Linked DNA regions of Homo sapiens: region 1 is linked to region 2. A link is a contact called in ENCODE Hi-C or POLR2A ChIA-PET data. All regions are on one chromosome and are shown on one strand. Each heading gives the region's core, a stretch centred on a gene start or an enhancer-like site at or near the end of the contact. The rest is flanking DNA. Distances are from core to core; before and after follow the strand shown.

The links. A loop is a pair of places that touch in the nucleus more often than their neighbours do. ChIA-PET counts read pairs that join two places held with the same protein, here RNA polymerase II (POLR2A). Pooled maps may share reads with other maps.
Region 1: a loop to region 2 is called in a map of CD8-positive, alpha-beta T cell, with 2.9 times the contacts of the local background. The contact joins two enhancer-like sites. A Hi-C loop is called at or near these places in 6 of 168 maps with a recorded cell type or tissue (CD4-positive, alpha-beta T cell, CD4-positive, alpha-beta memory T cell, CD8-positive, alpha-beta T cell and 1 more) and 11 of 50 pooled maps. POLR2A ChIA-PET finds 5 or more read pairs at or near these places in 14 of 52 experiments (CD4-positive, alpha-beta T cell, CD4-positive, alpha-beta memory T cell, K562 and 8 more).

The regions. Positions count from the first base shown.
Region 1 is chr6:127,969,660-127,973,888 of GRCh38, forward strand. PTPRK (protein tyrosine phosphatase receptor type K) reads right to left here. Exons shown (of 30, transcript NM_002844.4): 28 at 4,005-4,168; 29 at 3,363-3,498; 30 at 1-621. The coding sequence ends at 568. Among named protein-coding and RNA genes, the nearest start is that of PTPRK-AS1, 56 kb to the right of the region's middle. Within about 2 kb of position 2,457, at least 7 of the 41 ENCODE cell types and tissues checked have a DNase peak (open chromatin) inside an H3K27ac peak, as active enhancers do; they include CD4-positive, alpha-beta T cell and CD8-positive, alpha-beta T cell, where a contact is called at or near this core.
Region 2 is chr6:127,932,448-127,936,551 of GRCh38, forward strand. No RefSeq gene overlaps it. Among named protein-coding and RNA genes, the nearest start is that of THEMIS, 33 kb to the left of the region's middle. Within about 2 kb of position 2,209, at least 3 of the 41 ENCODE cell types and tissues checked have a DNase peak (open chromatin) inside an H3K27ac peak, as active enhancers do; they include CD4-positive, alpha-beta T cell and CD8-positive, alpha-beta T cell, where a contact is called at or near this core.

The DNA.
Region 1 (4,229 bases), core at 1,207-3,706, 37 kb after region 2:
TTATGTTATTTTCTAAAAAGAACTTTAAATGATCCAGCCATCATTGCACATTAAAAGAAAATAAGCCAGTTATATATATTTATATATTTATATAGAGATCTGCTACACTGGAAACATATAAAAAACGAACTTTACTATGAATTTGCACAGCTTTTCTTTTCTTCTTCCTTTTAAGATTCATCAGCTTTCATTTTAGAAAGGGAGAAAAATGCCACGTAGAAAGTATGAACTCATGCAACATGTGGTAGCTGCTCTACTGAAACCATGAGAAAAAAGGTGGCATGTTCACTGTACAAACACCAATACGTTCTCATTTCAATCTGGTTCTTATTAAATATAATTTATGTGGCATGAAATGTTGATGCTTTAATATAGTAATAAAAACTAATTCAGTCCTTTTTATTAAGATACACAACTTCATAAAAAAAATACTTTTACCTCTCAAATGTAAAAGTCTCCCACCCCCCACATTAAAATCTTTCTGCACAAGTGTAACAGGTACAACAGCTGCTGGCTCAATAGATGGACAGGTTTCTTCATGGATGCACTTTAAAGAGTCTCACCCAACTAAGATGATTCCAGGTACTCCAAAGCTACATCATAGCAGAAACGGTATTGCTCCTGAAAGATGTCAAAACACAAAGAGTGAGAAAACTTAAGAAAGAGACTAATGTTGAATAACAGTTACCAAATGAAACTTGACAACCAATTTAGATTACTCAAGGATTACAATTTATTTTTTCTATATATGAGATTAATATCTAGGCATACATATTTTATACTTGAGTCTAATGATCCATTTAAGAAAAAGGAAATTTATCTTAAAAAGACATTTTATCTTTGCCGCATATTTTCTATCAATTTTTTAAATATCTATAATTTTTTATCTGTTTATAATAGTAATATTTGATCATTACAGAACAATTCTGTACAAATATAAAGAATATACACATTCTGAACAAACATAAAGAATGAGAAAAAGAGCTATAATTCTATCATCAGAAGAAATTGTTAAAATATCACCTTAGTTTGCCTCAGTTCTTTTTGTGCATGGTTGAAATAATTATCTTAGAATAAATATAACTATGTATATTTCAAAATATAATTTTAAATGTAACTTTTAAAATTTAACATTGTTACAATTCTTTTTCCATGTTATTTAACATCTTTTAATACCACATAAAAATCAAATATATGTATTGTTTGACTATTAAGTTGCTTTTATTTTTTTCTCTATTTTATAATGCTACAGTGATAAACTGCAAATGTTTTTCTCCATATATTTCAGATGATTTCCTTGAGAAAAAAAAAGCCAGCCATTTTAAACAGCCATTTATGCAATTTCAAGTTCTTAATTTTTGACACTGTTTTTGTCCATCAGAGTATTTAAGCAAATTTTTCAAGAATGGTTAGTGATCCTTAAATTTTGAGCCTACTTATACCTGAAAATGTATTTCTGCTGCCTTTATATGTTTAAGACAACATATTGGCAATAAAATTTTTGAGTTAAAACTGCCTTTCCTCTAAGCCCATCTATGGACTTGCTCCATAATAAGAATTTAGAAAAATTCAGAGACCATATCATAAACTATTACTTATAATATGCAATTCATTTAAAAATTCCCAACTCAGTTCATTCAAGTGGGTAAAATTCAGGCTGGAGAACAGTCTAAAATGCATATTATTTTGGAATAGAAGTTCGAGGTGTCTCCAGCAATAAACTAGGGTAATAAAACTTTCCTTAAGAGGTCTTTATCATTCCAACACTATTCACCAAGTAGTTATGATTCAAATTCACCTACCACTGTGGCGAGTGCATTCAAGGAACCAAAATGTGCCTAGAAATAGTTATGTCTCTTTAAGCAGTCTCCAGCAATATTGCCTTCACTCTAAATCTCCTCACCAAACTCCTCAGCTCAACTCCACAGCTCACTAAACTAATCATCAACACTGATTAAACACAAATCAGAGGGTGGGGTGTTCAGGATTCACGGGACATGAATGTAAAGGAAAATAGTAACTTTTTGGAAGGTCCCAGAATGGCACAGTTTAACCATAGATTTTTTTTTTAATTAAAAAAGGTGGGAAATCAGTTAAATTTGAAGGTAAAAGTTGAATTCTGAAGTCAGAAATGATCCCACTGATGATTTTAAGACTTGACCTGAAAAATGGAGGCAGAGTTTACATCAAGAAATCTTCAAATCGCAAAGTTTAGAGACATAACCACTATTCATTTAGTTGCTAAGACGATCTGAGAGTTCTCCCTCAAAAATCCCTCCGATTCATCCCCCCTTTCTCATCTCCATAGCCAGCACCCCAATCAAAACCAATGTAATCTTGTGTAGACAGCTGCAACAACCCAGGGAAATGAGGTGGTGTAGGGAGTTTGAGGACACCTGTAGAAAGGGTGGAAGTCTGGTACCGCTTGTAAAAGTGAAACAGTACAAACCTAAGTCTTCAGATTTTGTCTCAGGAAGCAACGCAACTCTTGTGCGAGCAATCCATGAGCAGGAAGTGGTGAAATACTTTAAAGGTTTATTGAATTGCTCATTCTAGTTATCTGATCATCTTGATAAATGTAGGGCAAGCAACAATGATGCCTTGGTTTTTCTGGTTTACTTTTCTGTGAGCATACACTACACAGCTGCTCCCAACCTGATCCCACCATGCACATACATATGTGTAACCCACAGATATCTCTCGTTAGAAGTAAAATGTGTTAGATAAGTGTAACTTTCTTTCTTACTCTGCATACAGCTTCACCTAGATGAACTGTCACACACACACATACCTATCAGCTCTTATTTTGTAAGCTATGTTCTGACTTTACGAGCCTTGACAAGCTCAAGTAGCATGATATGAACTGCCCTCTACAGTTGGTAAAAGCTGAAAACTTAACCATGATAGTTTAACCATTTACAATTTGATCAGAAAATGAATGAATAATTATAGATAATGACAAAACTAAATTTCATTGCCTTTTAAAAATACTGGGTGTCTAAGGTACTGATGAAACCTATATCCCTTAGACATACAGCCTTGATATAGGATTTATTCTTCTTATAGGACCATTTACCAAAGTTTACTGCAGCAAATATTTTTTGGCTATAACAGAAAAAAAATCCTACAAATTTCCCAAATTAAATGAAAATAGTTTCATGATTAGCAGTTTATGCAATACGTGATTAAGTGTCTGTGGGTAGAGGGGGATGCTCAGCAATGTATTAATTAGGCAGGAAAGTCCCCACAACGTCTCATTTTCACATCTGATTCCCTATGTGTGTATGAAGTCAAATCAATAAGTAGGTATATGACTAACTAATCTCTAAGATGCCTTCCAAATCTAAGATTCTGTGACTCACCGGGGCTTCCACCATGTTTGGCTTGCTGTTCCTCAGTGTCTTTACTGCATGGAAAACATCGACAACATTTTGCCGTTTCACCATTTCAACAACGATGCCTATAGCACAGAACATGCCACTTCGCCCGCCACCATTTCTGAAAGCAAAGAAAGCAAAGGCATTTTAGATAGCAGCACCAAGTGACCACAGGTCACACCATCATATATGTTTGGGAAAATAAGACATTGTAGTTTTAATTGTTTTCCATTTGTGTCTTAATTTTGCTTTATATGTGTACAAGGCAGAGAGGAGAAAACTTGAGGATGAAATTAGATCAGTAGCTTATACTCAGGAAAATGCTATAGGCATAGATTGCTGCAATCTAGACTTTGAGATTCTGATATATTTGTAAACTGTGTAAATCAGAAGTTGTTACGAGTAGTGTTCCAAAGAGTTTAAATAATATAGCTATATAATAATCAATATTTAGAAAATATACAAAATAAACTTAGTAGTTAATTATAGACTCATGAGACAGGAAGACTGTTTAAAAATAACATCTATGGGAGGTCCATAAGATGCAAGCCAGATAGTCTTTAACATTGAAAATGAGAAAATAAGCACCAAGGCCCCATGAATGACAGGCTGAGCTGCCCTACTCACAGGCAGTGGATAATCGTCCGGCCTTCCCCTTCCTCGCATTCCTCCTGCCACTTTTCCACCTGAAGTATCAGTTTCAAGAATGACCTTTTGGATCCAGGCACTTCTCGATGAGAAGCCCATCCTAGGTACTGAAACTGTTGCACCATCAGATAACCTTCCTGTGGCTGTAGAGGGAAGTGTTTTTATGTAAATACGCTGGGACTACAATTTTTACTAAAAAGTAAA
Region 2 (4,104 bases), core at 959-3,458:
CCAGGCAGGAGAATTCCAAATATTTTATATGGATATTGACCCCTTCAAGGAGATGGACCTTAATTCCTCACACTTTACATGTGACATGTGCATAATGACTTCCTTCCAAAGGGTACAGTACGGAAAGGTGGGAAAAATTTAGCTTTCCAGTTGAGAAGCTTAGCAAACACTACCTTAATCAGGTAATCAAAGTCAACATCAAAAAGTGATAAGTCATGTGGATAGCATGTACCACTGATATTGATGCAGGATTTTTCTTGGCCACTTTCCCTTCTGGAGACCTCCAGCTGACAAAACCTCTGCCCAGGCCCTCCTTGGGCCCAGTTTCATTGCTGGAGATGCCCAGTCTACTCAGGCCACTGGGCTGCACCTGGCTTGCACTCTAATGCAAATCGCGTGGCCACTGCAACTGCACACTCAGCCCCCTGCATTTGATGGGTCCCAAGTTCTTGTCCCATGTCCAAGAAGAATAAGTTTACACTAACAATTAAAGGGTGAGGAAGGTGGAGAATAGTTTTATTGAGCAGCAAAACAGCTCTCAGTGTAGAGAGGACACGAGGGTTGGCCCCAACTCGAAGTTGGGTGGTCTCACTCTCCTTGTGCCTGGGCCAGGGCTTTTATGGACTCAGAATGGGAAGTGCATGCTAATTCGTTTGTGAGTATGCAAAAAAGGCTAAAACAAAGGCGCCATTCAAAGGTGGCCATGGCAGTGTAAAAAATTAATTAGGGAAAGGTAGGTATATGTAAAATAGGTGAAGGGTGAAGATCAATCAGAGGAAAGCAAGCCAAATGGGAAGAGAGTTTCTCAATCTGGTCTGTGGATTTGACTCATGGCTTGGTTTTCAGGCTTTAAACTGTCTTCAGCTTGAAGGTCAAGGTTCACTGGGGACCCGCCCCATCTGCCTACACATTTGTCTGCCTCCTGCCACTATGAATATGATATGATGTGAATAGCACTTTACCTCTGTAGTCTTCCTCCCAAAATTCCATAACTCCAGTCTAATAATGAGAAGAACATCAGACAAATCACTATTGAGGAACAATCTATAAAATTCTGGACCAGTGCTCCTCAAAACTTTCAAGATCATCAAAAATTTTGTACATCTAAAAAAAATGACAAAGTAAGTGTAATATGGTATCCTGGAACTCTAATAGGACATTAGGAAACAACTAAGATAATCCAAATACAATATAATAATACTGATGTATCAATTTTTTTTTCAGTTGTGACAAATGTGCATACTAACATAATACATTAACAACAGGAGGAATTGGATGTGAAGTATATGAGCATCCTCTGCACTATCTTTGCAATTTTTCTGCAAAACTAAAACTATTCCAAAATTAAAAACGTATTTAAAAGAAAAGCAATTATGGAAGGAACTGAGTACTGTTGACATCATAGAGTTGCTGTACCAATCCTGGCTTGCCTGTCACTGTACTTCTTGCATCATGTGAATTCCTATGTTGTTAAATTACTTTGATAGAATATTCTAATTCTCCCTGTTAGAGCAAAGCAATGATAAATGAATATACTGAGTCTCAGAGGTGTGAGAAGAGAATGACAGGACTGAAAAAAAGGAAGAGGCATAGAAAAAACTAAGCTTTTTCAGAAGCAAGGCCATTGTCTCATTTACCCAGATTCTAATGTCATAATTATGACTAAGTTACGCTTTTTTTTAAACTGAAAGAAGTAGTCACTTTCCACAGTTAAAGAAAAACTCTAATTGTTGTCTGTTGTATTATTAAACATGATATGAAAAAACATGAAGATTAGAATCTAGAGATATTTGGAGGTGGCAAATGGGGTTCGCTGAGTTATTCTTGTTTGTCAATCTTGAAGCCCTTACTATCTGGAGAGCAAAAAGAGGTGATGAACCCTGCTGTTTGTTTGCTTATCTTTGAGATATTATGCATCTCTAAACAGGAGCTACAGAATTCTCTAAACAGGAGCTACAGAGGCCCAGTTCATGAGTGGATGTCTCATGAGACTCCCCAGAAAGGGTCTAGGCCCCTCTTGCTGTTTGGGTGGTTCAACCAAGGTCAAGAATGCCACATTCAAATCATCACTTAAAGAAGCAAAGAAATGAGCTTAAGTTAGAAACAAGATACCTCTATCTGAAGGGAAGTATAATCAGCAAAAGAGAAACACAATAAGATCAGAAGTAGAAAAGCAGAATGTGGTAACCAAGTGAAGCTCGAGGTAACCCCAGCAGTGAGGGTGTGGTGAAGCAGAGGGATCATGATTTTTGTTTCCGGGCAAATAAGAAAGAACACCCAAAACCAGATCCCGGCAAAGAGTTAGTATCTGTTTGCTTTCGGTTATACTTCGCCTTCTAGAAGCCTGTGAAGATCATCTCCACATCATCCCCATAAGATTTTAAAGGGGCAACTGTGGTCCAAAACTTTGATACCCTAGGAATGGAAGGGGTTCTGGAGACAAACTTAGTATTTTACTTCCTTTCTCAGAAAGCCCCATGGCTCATTTCATAAATTATAAACTTGGCATTATATATTTAATTGTAATTTCTTCCTCGGCCTATGTAAAGTTCAATCTGAAACAATTTCAGAGTGTTTCATTTTAATGACTGAAATGTGTATTCAATTCCTATAAAAATCCAAAGCTCCATTCCAAATGTAGTTGACATTCTCCAGCACATCATTTAAATTTCTCTTAGTAATTTTGTGCCTTCTGTGAGACAGTGATATTACATTGCCTCAAGGCATTTTGCATATTTTGTTGATTTTAACATTTAAAGTCCTGGTGCTTTCTACACTCTCATTATGCCCCTGTTCATGTCCCAAATTTCCCTCCACTCCTCACTAGGAAGCAGTGAGAAGGTTTAAATAATTTGTGTGATTTTTAAAAAGCAATTTCTCTGGGATGGGGACAATTGAGAGTCTGAGATGGAAGTATTGATGAAGATATCAGAATTCAGGGAAACTTGTTCTGGTTATGATGGCTATGAGGAAAAATAATGGGATCATTCTACCTATGATGTAGATGTCCTAAAAATAAAATGGAAGCCGAAGACTACAATCACTTTAAGCATTTAGGGAAAGGAAAAAATTAAAGATTAAACTTTCACAGGTAAACCCTGTTGAGTGGAGAATAAATATTTGGATGAAAACAGCTAACAAGAATATGCTAATTTGACCCAAAGGCAGTGCCAAGAGCCATTATGTCTATCAAATTTTTCTAGAGAGTTCTATTCCAATGTATTAGTCTGAAAAGCAAGGCCCTAGCTCATGTCTGCTTATTACTTATATATATTTTACTTTATATATTTTATATTATAATATCTAGACTATGACTATAATTATCTGGTCTATAATATGTAGGCTATGTTTCTAAATAGTATGTAGAGGGGAGACATTATGAGTGGGTTCAAATCCTATCCCATCTTCAATAAATAAAATATTTATCTAACTTAAGAAGTCGTAGTGAGAATGAAATGGATAATACATTTACACTCCATAAGATGCAGTGTTAAATAAATGCTAGTCATTATTAATGATTATTACCACTGGCCAGTAGAAGTCATACAGTTCGGGTAACAATGCTAGTCATTTTTATATATTATTAATAAGCCATTTAAACCACCCTCAAGTGTAATCATTACCATTTCTATAAAAAAAATTGAGCTTCAGAGAGTCAAATTACTTTTCCATTGCCACCTAGCAAATAACTGATAAAGTCAGATTTAACTCATATCTGGTTCATTCCAAACCTCATTCTCTTTCAACTATGTCATTGCTTCTTCAAAAACAATGCAATTTAACATAAACAGAAAATAGCACACATATTCACCTTATTAGGGTGGGCAAATTTGGTAAGTAAAAATAAAAAATTGTTGTCTGGGTGCAGTGGCTCACGTCTGTAATCCCAGCACTTTGGGAGGCCAAGGCAGGTGGATCACTTGAGGTCAGGAGTTCGAGACCAGCCTGGCCAACTTGGTGAGACCCCATTTCTATTAAAAATACAAAGCAGCTGGACATGGTGGCACATGCCTGTAGTCCCAGTTTCTTGGGAAGCTGAGGCAGGAGAATGGCTTGAACCCAGGAGGCGGAGGTTGCAGTGAGCTGAGACCGTGCCATTGCACT